Linked DNA regions of Homo sapiens: all the other regions are linked to region 4. Evidence: chromatin loops called from intact Hi-C (ENCODE). Cell type or tissue: GM12878. All regions are shown on one strand.

The links. Hi-C counts contacts between places; a loop is a spot of excess contacts. Peaks named below come from ENCODE experiments on the same cell type or tissue, not always from the same donor. Only the 100,000 strongest peaks of a DNase experiment are listed, where the experiment ranks them.
Region 1: it touches region 4 in a loop (4-fold over the local background); 5 of 110 quality-filtered maps call a loop at or near these places.
Region 2: it touches region 4 in a loop (3-fold over the local background); 14 of 110 quality-filtered maps call a loop at or near these places.
Region 3: it touches region 4 in a loop (6-fold over the local background); 5 of 110 quality-filtered maps call a loop at or near these places.

Annotation. Positions count from the first base shown.
Region 1 is chr3:16,926,135-16,928,634 of GRCh38, reverse strand. The region is part of intron 1 of PLCL2 (phospholipase C like 2); the gene reads right to left. Among named protein-coding and RNA genes, the nearest start is that of MIR3714, 5.8 kb to the left of the region's middle. RefSeq lists enhancers at 1-145, 206-455. In GM12878, a CTCF peak has its summit at 952 (motif pointing left); no DNase peak of the experiment used is centred here; H3K4me3 peaks cover 736 bases; H3K27ac peaks cover 1,468 bases.
Region 2 is chr3:17,180,835-17,183,334 of GRCh38, reverse strand. The region is part of intron 20 of TBC1D5 (TBC1 domain family member 5); the gene reads left to right. Among named protein-coding and RNA genes, the nearest start is that of PLCL2-AS1, 130 kb to the right of the region's middle. RefSeq lists a silencer at 871-970. In GM12878, no CTCF peak of the experiment used is centred here; DNase peaks (open chromatin) are centred at 964 and 1,645; H3K27ac peaks cover 817 bases.
Region 3 is chr3:17,054,020-17,056,519 of GRCh38, reverse strand. The region is part of intron 4 of PLCL2 (phospholipase C like 2); the gene reads right to left. It overlaps PLCL2-AS1 (PLCL2 antisense RNA 1), which reads left to right and starts at 1,936. Exons shown (of 3, transcript NR_046640.1): 1 at 1,936-1,994. RefSeq lists an enhancer at 1,911-2,100. In GM12878, no CTCF peak of the experiment used is centred here; a DNase peak (open chromatin) is centred at 979; H3K27ac peaks cover 2,500 bases.
Region 4 is chr3:17,232,144-17,234,643 of GRCh38, reverse strand. It overlaps TBC1D5 (TBC1 domain family member 5), which reads left to right. Exons shown (of 23, transcript NM_001349074.2): 18 at 894-959. Among named protein-coding and RNA genes, the nearest start is that of PLCL2-AS1, 180 kb to the right of the region's middle. RefSeq lists enhancers at 900-969, 1,969-2,038, 2,413-2,500. In GM12878, a CTCF peak has its summit at 1,083; a DNase peak (open chromatin) is centred at 1,143.

The DNA.
Region 1 (2,500 bases), 310 kb after region 4:
AGGATTCAAACTCTAGCTCAGCTCCAGAGCCCAGGCCCTCAACCCTGCAGGTTGCAGCTTCCTCTCTGCAGCATCAGACTGCACCCTTTGCCTGGCTCTGTACTTTCTCCTATGTCCTTCTTGGTCTCTATCTGGGGCTGCTCTTCCTCGGTGCACCCTTAAACATGGATTTCCCCAAGGTTCTACCCTAAGCTTCTCATCCCTGGAGGACTCTCATACAGTCCCTTGCCTCAATTATTATACACAGAAATGCAAAATCGGCCTCTGTAGGCATTCTACTGCCTGGTCTCCCAAACTGGTCTACCTCCACAGATGTCTCAGCTAAAACATGTACAACATGGACTCAGCTCATCTACTCAATGTGAATGAAGTGCCCATTCTGAGATGCTCTCTCAGCCTCTTGGAGGGCCTCCCTCCTAGCACTAACCACATTGTGTTGTAGTTACTGGGTCCATCTGCCTATCCTGTGTATCACCATTGCCTCCCCAGTGCCTAACATAGGAGCTAGCATGCAGTACATGCTCACACAGCAATTATGAAATTAGGTAATGCAGAGCCTTTGGCTGGTCATGTAACCTCCCTAGACCTCAATTTCCTCACCTGGAAAATGAGAGTTGGAGCACAGGAATGGGAGTATGTTCCATCCTGCAAGCTGCCTTTGAAAAACGGGCTGCTGTCAAATAAGCTGAAACATGCTGCATGTTCGCCTCTTGGCAATTCACTTTAGATATCACATTGAAAGCTCTGACAATTTTTTGCTGTTGTCTAAATAAGGGTTTCCCAAACTTATTTGACAACAGAATATTTTCCTGGAGTATCCCAGCCCCTCCAACATGAGTGGTGCTCCATGGAGTGTACACTTTGGCAAACCCCAGATCAGTGGTTCTCATTGTGTGTGGTGGGGGCGGGGGAAACAGGCAGGTAGGGGGAACCCTGCACTACTGACATCTAGTGGGTAGAGCCTACATCCTACAATGCACAGAACAGCCCCCACAACAAATAATTATCAATGCAAAATTGTCAATGGTGCCCAGGCTGAGAAACCCTGTGCTAGACCAACCTTTACAACCAAAGTCCCTTCCAGCTCTTAAACTTCTGATGCCACCAAGCCATAAAAACTTGTTCATGCCCCAGATACAGATAATGGGACATCTCATTTAGAACAAAGACTAAGCAATGATGCATTCCTTTTAAACTAACAAAAAAGGTTTGATCAGAATGTTTGCTAACCATTCTTGCCTATTGTCATATTTGTCTTCTATTGTTTATTTCATTTTTTTTTGTATTTTATTATCAATCTTTTATTTACAACACATTTGTAGCATAATATTATGGAGCAATCACTGGAAAAATATTCACTTTGGTCACTATTAAAAAATTAAAGAGAAATGTGACAGTTTACACCATATTGTGCATCAGGTGTTTTGCAAACATTCTGTGAAGGGTTTACCCAGTTCTTCCGTAAAGAATAACTTAAAGGTAGTGCTAAAAGGGATGACGATTTTGTTTAACATTTCACTTTAGCTATAAAAAAAATTAGTCTGTGTTCAAATTACATTTGCTTCAGGGAAGAAAGAAAAGAAAAATAAATTGCTTTAAATTAAATACATATCAAGGACAAAATGAATAACTAGCAAATAAATATTTTTAATTGATTTTTTTCAGCCACCCACTTCCCGTTCTTCCTTAGCCTTAAAAAAAAATGTGGCCGGGCGCGGTGGCTTACATCTGTAATCCTAGCACTTTGGGAGGCCAAGGCAGGTGGATCACAAGGTCAGGAGACCGAGACCATCCTGGCTAACACAGTGAAACCGTCTCTACTAAAAATACAAAAAATTAGCCAACCATGGTGGCGGGTGCCTGTAGTCTCAGCTACTCGGGAGGCTGAAGCAGGAGAATGGCGTGAATCCAGGAGGCAGAGCCTGCAGTGAGCCAAGATTGCACCACTGCACTCCAGCGTGGGAGACAGAGGGAGACTCTGTCTCAAAAAAAAAAAAGGTTTTGATTATAAATGATTTTGTTTGCTAGATGAAAAATCTGATCACTATATTAAAATAGGCTTTGTCTCTAAGTAGTTTCAGAGAGTATTTTAAGACATTATTTATCTTTCAAAAAATTACATTTAAATAATGACATAACAGTAATAATAATAACAATAGTTAACATTTATTTAGCACTTAGGAAATGCCAGGCAACTGTTTTGCATACATGACCTCATTCTAATACAGGAACATCTAGAGGTAGATACTGTTAATCCCACTTTACAGAGGAGGAAAATGAAGTTTTTCTTCAAGAAAAGGCATTATTCCTCAAAGTGACACTGCTAGGAAGTAGTAAAGCCAGCCCTTGCATCTGTCTGATTCTGGAGCATTTGATTATGAATAATGGGCTTTTTTTGTTTGTTTGAGAGCAACTTAAAGCTGATTAAATAGAAATGTCAATTATCATGAAGAATCAGCAAAAGACTTAATTCTGATGGGCATGGCAGTAATACTCAGAA
Region 2 (2,500 bases), 51 kb after region 4:
GAAGTACAGACTTCTGCCCTTAAAGATACCACCTCACTTTGGGGACAGAAAACAAAGGCTTTTAAAGGGGGACTTGGCATGAACAGCAAACAGGGAAGGAACGAGCAGTTAAAGGTCTGTGTCCGTGGCTTCATTGCCTTATCTTCCAGGTGGTTAAGCTGGCGCCAGCACAGGCAGAGCTAGGTTGTAAAGTGACTGTTGTCTGAGATACTCTCCAGTTGGGGGGAGAGTTTCATCTCAGGCATACTGGAGGTTGCAAAGTGACTGTTGTCTCAGAGAAATCTCTGGGTGGGAGAGATTTCCAGTCCTGGAGCTTCTAAGCAAGCACATAGTTAGGTAAGCTTGCCCTGTAGGGAGTGTCTGGTAAAGGGCAGGTAAAGATTGCGTTTAAAGAGCTAGGTAGGAAATGGAGAACAAGGCAAAGGGAGGAAAGAGAAAAGAAGAAAATAATAATTTAAAAAAAAACACAACTCATTCTCTTTCTCTTAGAAAAATGGGGGTAATAAGTTACAGACCTAATTTTACATGAATCTTATATTATCTAATATCATTGCACTTTAAAATACACCAAAAAGAACTAATAAACAGATAGCTTATATAGTTGTATATGACTAATTATGGTTACTTGTTTAAATATAATTTTAATTTTAAAATGAATGTATAGTTTTTGCTTTTCTGGCTACTTGGATGACCTTTGCATTACTTGACTTTAGTTTTCACCAAAGTAAGAGAGCAAAGAAGTGATGGGGAGAAAGATTTACTGGAACTCCACAGAATCCTGCTAGGAAATTCCCAAGTTGTTTGGTACACACAGCAACTTTTAAAGCAGCTTTACTTAAGCCTCGGAATTTTCAAACAGCTTTTGCTCTGACTTTGGTCTTTCAATCAGCACTGAAAGAGCATTTTCTCATTGCATGGGAGGGGGAAACACTTTAATTAAAATGGAAAGAAAAGCCTATACCAGCTGTGAATTTTCAGCTAACCACAAAACTAGATTTGTTTTTGTGTGTACGTTTCACTTTCAGCCAGAACTCGTTCACATAGCTGTTGACTTTTTTTTCCCTCATATAAATAGCATGACTGCGTTTTTAAAGTGGGATTAAGGGATGCTACCAAGAATTCCTGGCTCCACGGCCCACAGATGCATTTCACTTCAAATGCACAATACAACAATGGTTAATTAAAAGATGCTCCTAGATTGTAGGCAACTTTGATTCTAAGCAAAGATTCAAGGAAAACACGAAGATTAAGTTGACTTGATGCTCTTGATTTGTTTTTTAACATATTATGGCTTCTTAAGAAATTATTTTAATACCCTTATTTTTTCCATAGATGTGTTTCTCTTTCTCATTATTAAAGGAGAACAAAATTGGAAGGACTAAGGTGTTCATTAGTAAGGGATTGAATATAATATAGTATAATATAATTCAATCTTTATAAAGATTAAAATGTTAATATAAGTAGATATTAGTGATAGATTATTAGGTGATAAAAACAGATGGCAAAATGGTATATATTTGGCCTGAAAATACTGTTAACAGTGGTTGCCTAGGTAAAAGGAAGGTTATAGAGGGACTTTCCAAGGGACCTAATCTTCTATGCTTAGAAAATAGAAGACATGCCCTGAAAATCTGTGGATGGCTTCAGTGCATGTAACTAGCACTGGGGGGTCAACCTGTATACGTAGCAGGCAGAGCCAGTTGTAAGGGTGGTGAAGTGGTGTCTGAGAAACAGACAACCTCATGAGGCATCAAACAGATCTAGGGTTGAACCCAGGCCCTGTCCCTTAACTCAGCCTGCTTATGAATGTGTCCTCATATGTCGACACATATGTACTTGACATTTCCATCTATCTTGCCAGTTCCTTGCCAAAAAATATTTTTAAACCCTAGTATCAGGAATGGCCCAAAGTGGGTATTAAACACAAGTCATCTCATCTTTCCTTTTAACTCTTTAACTGTCTCTTCTCAGGGAAGAATCTGAGAGACTCTTCCAGCCCATGGCCGTAGAGCTGAGTAATAACTTGTCCAGAGTCTACAACTGGTTAGTTGAAAAGCTGGACTAGTACCACATTTCCCAGTACCCAACTGAATATTCCTCTATCAAATGATGCAAAACGATGCTGGAATTTGGGATGTGCTAGTTCTAAGATGAGGTGTGTGAGCTCCTTGAGCAAGAATAGCTATGTCAGAACTTAATGATGCCTCTGGGGCACTTAGTGACATGAGGGCCACTGAGCCTCCATTATGCACTGGGGTACAGGCTACTGAGGTGGCTGTGAGAGCTGTCTCAGAAACTTACTCTAGGAGTTACTTCTCCAGATCCTTTCCTAATGTTAATTATTTTCGCAAAGTTCCATTCATATCGAGAGAACTCCATCACACCTTATGTTTTCTTTTCTTTTTTTTTTTTTTTTTTGGTGTAAATGTAAGGGGTACAAATGCGCTTTTGATACATGGATATACTGCACAGTGGTGAAGTCTGGGCTTTTAGTGGAACC
Region 3 (2,500 bases), 180 kb after region 4:
AAAACATTCTTAGAATGCATTTGTTCACTTTTATTCAATTATTTGTATATTCCCTTTTACAATCCCTTATATATTTATAATATACTATAGGATTTGTAGACCATAGAATTTGAGAGCTGGAAAAGCCTTAGAGATAATCTGGGCCAAATCACTTTATATTAAACCTAAGGATACCTAATATACACACATACATGTGTGTATATATATAACCTTCTGGTATTTGTATGAGAAAGGTGATTCATTTTGTCTGTGGACTTTACTTGAATTGTAGTTCTTCTCAGCTTTAATAAGAAATTATAATGGGAATTCTCATAACCAAATGGTTTATTTATGCAAGTGCCAGAGTTAAAAACAGCCTGAGAGTTACTCGTGACCCCTCTTCAGCAGAACATCTGCTGAGATGACCCTGAGAGTTGCTATTTAAATACAAGGGGATGCTTTCAGAGACTCCATGGGTTTACGAAGGAAGGAGGGAGGAAGATGTGACAAGAGAGCACAGTGTTGGGATTTAATCACAGAACAGGTACCCCGGGAAGGGCAAGTGTCCCCAAAACTTCCCTCCCCTTCATTTGTGGCACTGGGGAAATGTCACTGGTGAAAGCTATGTTCTATGCTGCTCTAGAAAGATAATTTTGCTGTCATTCAATCACACAGCTGGTGCATGCCTGAGTCTGAGCAGTCACTCACACTCTCCCTGTGAGAGACAGAGGAGAGAGGCTTAGGGAAAGAGCATGAACTCAGAAGAGGGCCTGCTCTGCTCTACCCTCAAAAGAGAAGTTCTCAAAACCTGAATGTGCTCACCACAATGCAAATTCCTGAGTCTCACTCCCAGATGGTCAATATTTTGGGAATGATGTAAAGAGACTGCATTTTCAACAAGCATTCCCAGGGGATTCTGATCACACGTATGAAAAATAACATTCGTGTGAAAGTTGATGTGGGAATCCTTCTTTTCTTTGCATGACTCTGTGAATATATGATGTGGGAATCTTAGAGCAGAATTAGGGTGAAGGTTACAGGGACGGTTGAGGTGTGGTGAGACAGCGGTTTCTAGAGACCAGTTGCTTATTTTGAAGTTTTTGCTCTGAATGAGTTGGCCTAGTTGTTGTCTTTGTGGTCATTTCCTCTGCCATCCCTTATCAGTGATGAAGGTCCTTAGTGAGGGAATTAAAATGAGAAAGAGGCCACTGAGGACCTTGCTACTTCTCTTCTTCCCTTGACTTCACTAATTATTAGTTAATTAATTAGTAAATGCCTAAAAGAAGATGTGGTGGTTCAATATCCAGTCTTTAAGAGAAAAGATGCTGTGGATTTCAAATGGGGCCTGGGAGTCTGATGCAGGTTTCCTGTGTCTCATCTTCAAAGTGTTAACTTTCCTCCTTGAAAGTAATGATGATGGGCTACAATTTATGTGTCCTGTAACATTGTATGGGATGACTTGTTTAATCTTTTAATCTTTTTCAGTAACTGTAATCCAGCCATTCCCAAATTGCTGTTTATGTAACTGATCTTAGTTCACTGTAATTTAGAAGGCATAGGGCCATCAGGGAATCACATAATCCACTGCCACTTAGAAGAAGGAAAATGAGGCAGAGAGGGTCAAGTGACTAAACTAAAGTCACACAGCAGGGACATGGTACAGAGGGCACCAGAACATGGGTCTCTCAATTCCCAGGAAAGAACCTTTCACTTCTGTAAAACAGAGCTGAGAAACATTCTGACATAAATGAGAACTGATACGATTTGGATCTGTGTCTCCATCCAAATCTCATGTTGAAATATAATCCCCAGTGCTGGAGGTGGGTCCTGGTGGGAGGTAATTGGATCATGGGGGTAGCATTCTCATAAATGGTTTAGCACCATCCCCCCTTGGTAGTATATAGTAAGTTCTCAAGAGATCTGGTTGTTTAAAAATGTATGGCACCTCCCCACTCTCTTTCTCCTGCTTGGGCCATGTGAAGATGACTGCTCCTGCTTTGCCTTCCACCATGACTGTAAGTTTCCTGAAGCCTCATAAAACAGAAACTGATACTGAGAAGCAGGGCATTGCTTGAAGATGTGAAAGCAGCTTTGGAACTGGTAATGGGCAAAAGTTGGAACAGTTTGGAGAGCTCAGAAAAAGACAGGAAGATGAGGGAAAGTTTGGAACTTCCTAGAGACTTGTTAAATTGTTGTGACCAAAATACTGATAGTGACATGGACAATGAAGTCCAGGCTCAGGAGGTCTCAGATGGAAATGAGGAACTTATTGGGAACTGGAGTAGAGGTCACTTTTGCTATGCTTTAGCAAAGAGCCTGGCTGCACTGTATCCCTGCTCTAGGGATCTGTGGAACCTTGAACTTGAGAGTGATGATTTAGGATATCTGGCAGAAGAAATTCCTAAGCAGCAAAGTGTTCAAGATGTAGCCTGGCTGCTTCTAACAACCTATGCTCATATGCACAGGAAGAGAAATGACCTGAAACTGGAATTTATATTTAACAGGGAAACAGAGCATAAAA
Region 4 (2,500 bases):
ATAGCATAGGCCTTCAGATGGTGATATATCCAGAGAATGATTCTGTTGACAGTGACTGTGCTTAGTGTTGAACTTTGTCATCCAGGAAGGAAATCAAAGAACCAAAAAGTCTTCCTTCCAAATGTTAGTGCACCTCAGGTTCTTCATGAGATTTCCTGTTATGCTCCTTTTCCTTTCTTATGTTCTTAAAATGCACTTGGTTTTTTTTTTTTCCTGTTTCCTTTGTCTATATTTTAAATTGCTTTTTTAATTTGAACATGTCATTATTTTAAGCACTTACTATAAGTCCAATTTGTAAATGAAATCTTGCCTACAATAAGTATATCAAGTGAAGGGTATGCAGTTCACAGGTTTATTTTTACATGTTGACATTTATAAGTACATGTGGTAACTTAAATCTTTTCATTACTTAATGTGAAATTAGAACTTATTGAGGACTTTATCTTATCACTGAAGAAGTTGGTTTCAAGTTAGTTAAAAATAAATTTTGTCTGATATAGGAGGAAATCAATTTCAAAAGAATGCCTATTTTTAAATAAATGACATATAACTTACTTTTGGATGAAAGGGAAAATATAAAATCACACTAATATTTGTAGCATCATGAAATATGCTCAGCAAAATCTTTTGATTGCTGAAGTTTCCTATACTCTAGTTGAAACTTGTTTGTGTTTTCTTTAAGAAAAACAAACACAAAACATTTCTAGAAAACATGCTCTTAAAGATTATTTTCTTTGAAAATATTTTATATTTTTCTAAGCTTGTGCATTATTTTCTTTTGTACTATATTTTTAGTAATTTGATTAAAGTATTAGAACATTCAGTATAAAAGAAAAGTGAAGTTGATTATTTCCTTTTTATGAAATCTAATTATTTTTTCTTATGAAATCCAGGCGATGTAGTTACAGGAAGCGATGCTCAGGTTTCTGTTCCTGTCCAGACTCTAACTGACCTCCAAGGTACAGTTACCATAACAACATAGTGTTTCTTTTTCTTTGCCTACAGTATTATCATTGCCTACTCCAAAACTCCATTTTTCTTTTTGCCCACCCTCCATTCATACTGTTTTCAATTCACTACCATTGTTCAGCCACTGAGTGGCACTATTGTTAAGAACAAAAGTCCCCTCTCATGTCATACCTTGGTGATGCCGAATATGGCTGTGATGTGGGTTTTCTATTAGGTGTGCACAAGCCTCTTTGCAAAATATGATTCACCCTGTATTTTGTGGTTATTATAACATAGTATACTTTGTGTGCCAGCTCACACTGAGGTGTTCTTTTTGTTACACTGGTGCTCTGTGACAGTATTTGACCAATTAGTTCTGAAAATAGACATCTTATGTGCTACGATTAGCCAGAAATACTTACATTTTGCCTGAAATAATTACAACCTGATTTTGAAATGTTTTTAAGTATTGCCTTTGAATTACGCATTATGTTAACACAATTAAAGTACAGTGTAGCAAATCTTCATTTATGGTAACTGGCAATGGTTTTAAAAAAAGAATGTTTAAATATCATATCCATTTGTTCAAAATATAGAAAATATAGTTTTTAAATAAATACAAAAAGTGATCATCTACCTCCTATGCAATTTTAAAACATATAAATACTTAAAGTGGCTGCATTAATCTTTTATTATGCAGTCTTTTAGATGAAATATGCGATAGAGAGGATTTCTGTGTTAAATGGAAGCCTAGAGTAACTTTAAGAATCTTCTATTCAAATTCAGACTAAAATGATAGCAGTATTAATTAAAATCCATACCATGTTTTTCTTAATTTAAAATACCACATAATATAGTGATGCTAGTAGTATTAAAATACTGTTTTAATAATGATATGTCCTCATATTATCCATTTTTTTAGGGGGGGTGGAACAGAAAAGAATGGGTTGTGATTAAGAGATTGATGTATTGGGTTAACTTAAAAAACAAAAACCCACCACATTGTGGCAATAGAGGAGTAAGCTTTCACTTCTATATATAGTTCTGTGTCTCACAGGTATAGTTTCTGGAGGTATTCTGGTAATTGAACCAGATGAACTTCAAGGGCTTTTCTAGCTCAGGGATTCCATGAAGAGCTGTTCACTCTTGCTGTCTGTTAAATGATCTACATAATAGAAGGGTATAATAGCATGGACAAGAGGAAAGGCAGATAATGTCTACATGATTTCTCTTTAGCTTTGCACTGAGATGAATGTTAATGTGATCATCTGATATGGAGAGAATTTACAAGACTTAAATTTGTTTTCTAAAATTAAATTCTGAGCCCCACAGACAACTTTTTAACATGTGTGTTGTTGTCCCAACATTAATTGCTACAGAGTAGATCTTTGGCTTCTCTGCAAGACATAGGATATGGAGCCCAATTTATACCTATGGAAAGAAAAGCTAAGAGTTGGCTTGCTTATTCTGACTTCTGCTTCTATGCTATTAATAAATCCAGTTTTTTTCCTACAAACCAGAGCCACAGGAGTAACGTAACTGTTTAACTAGA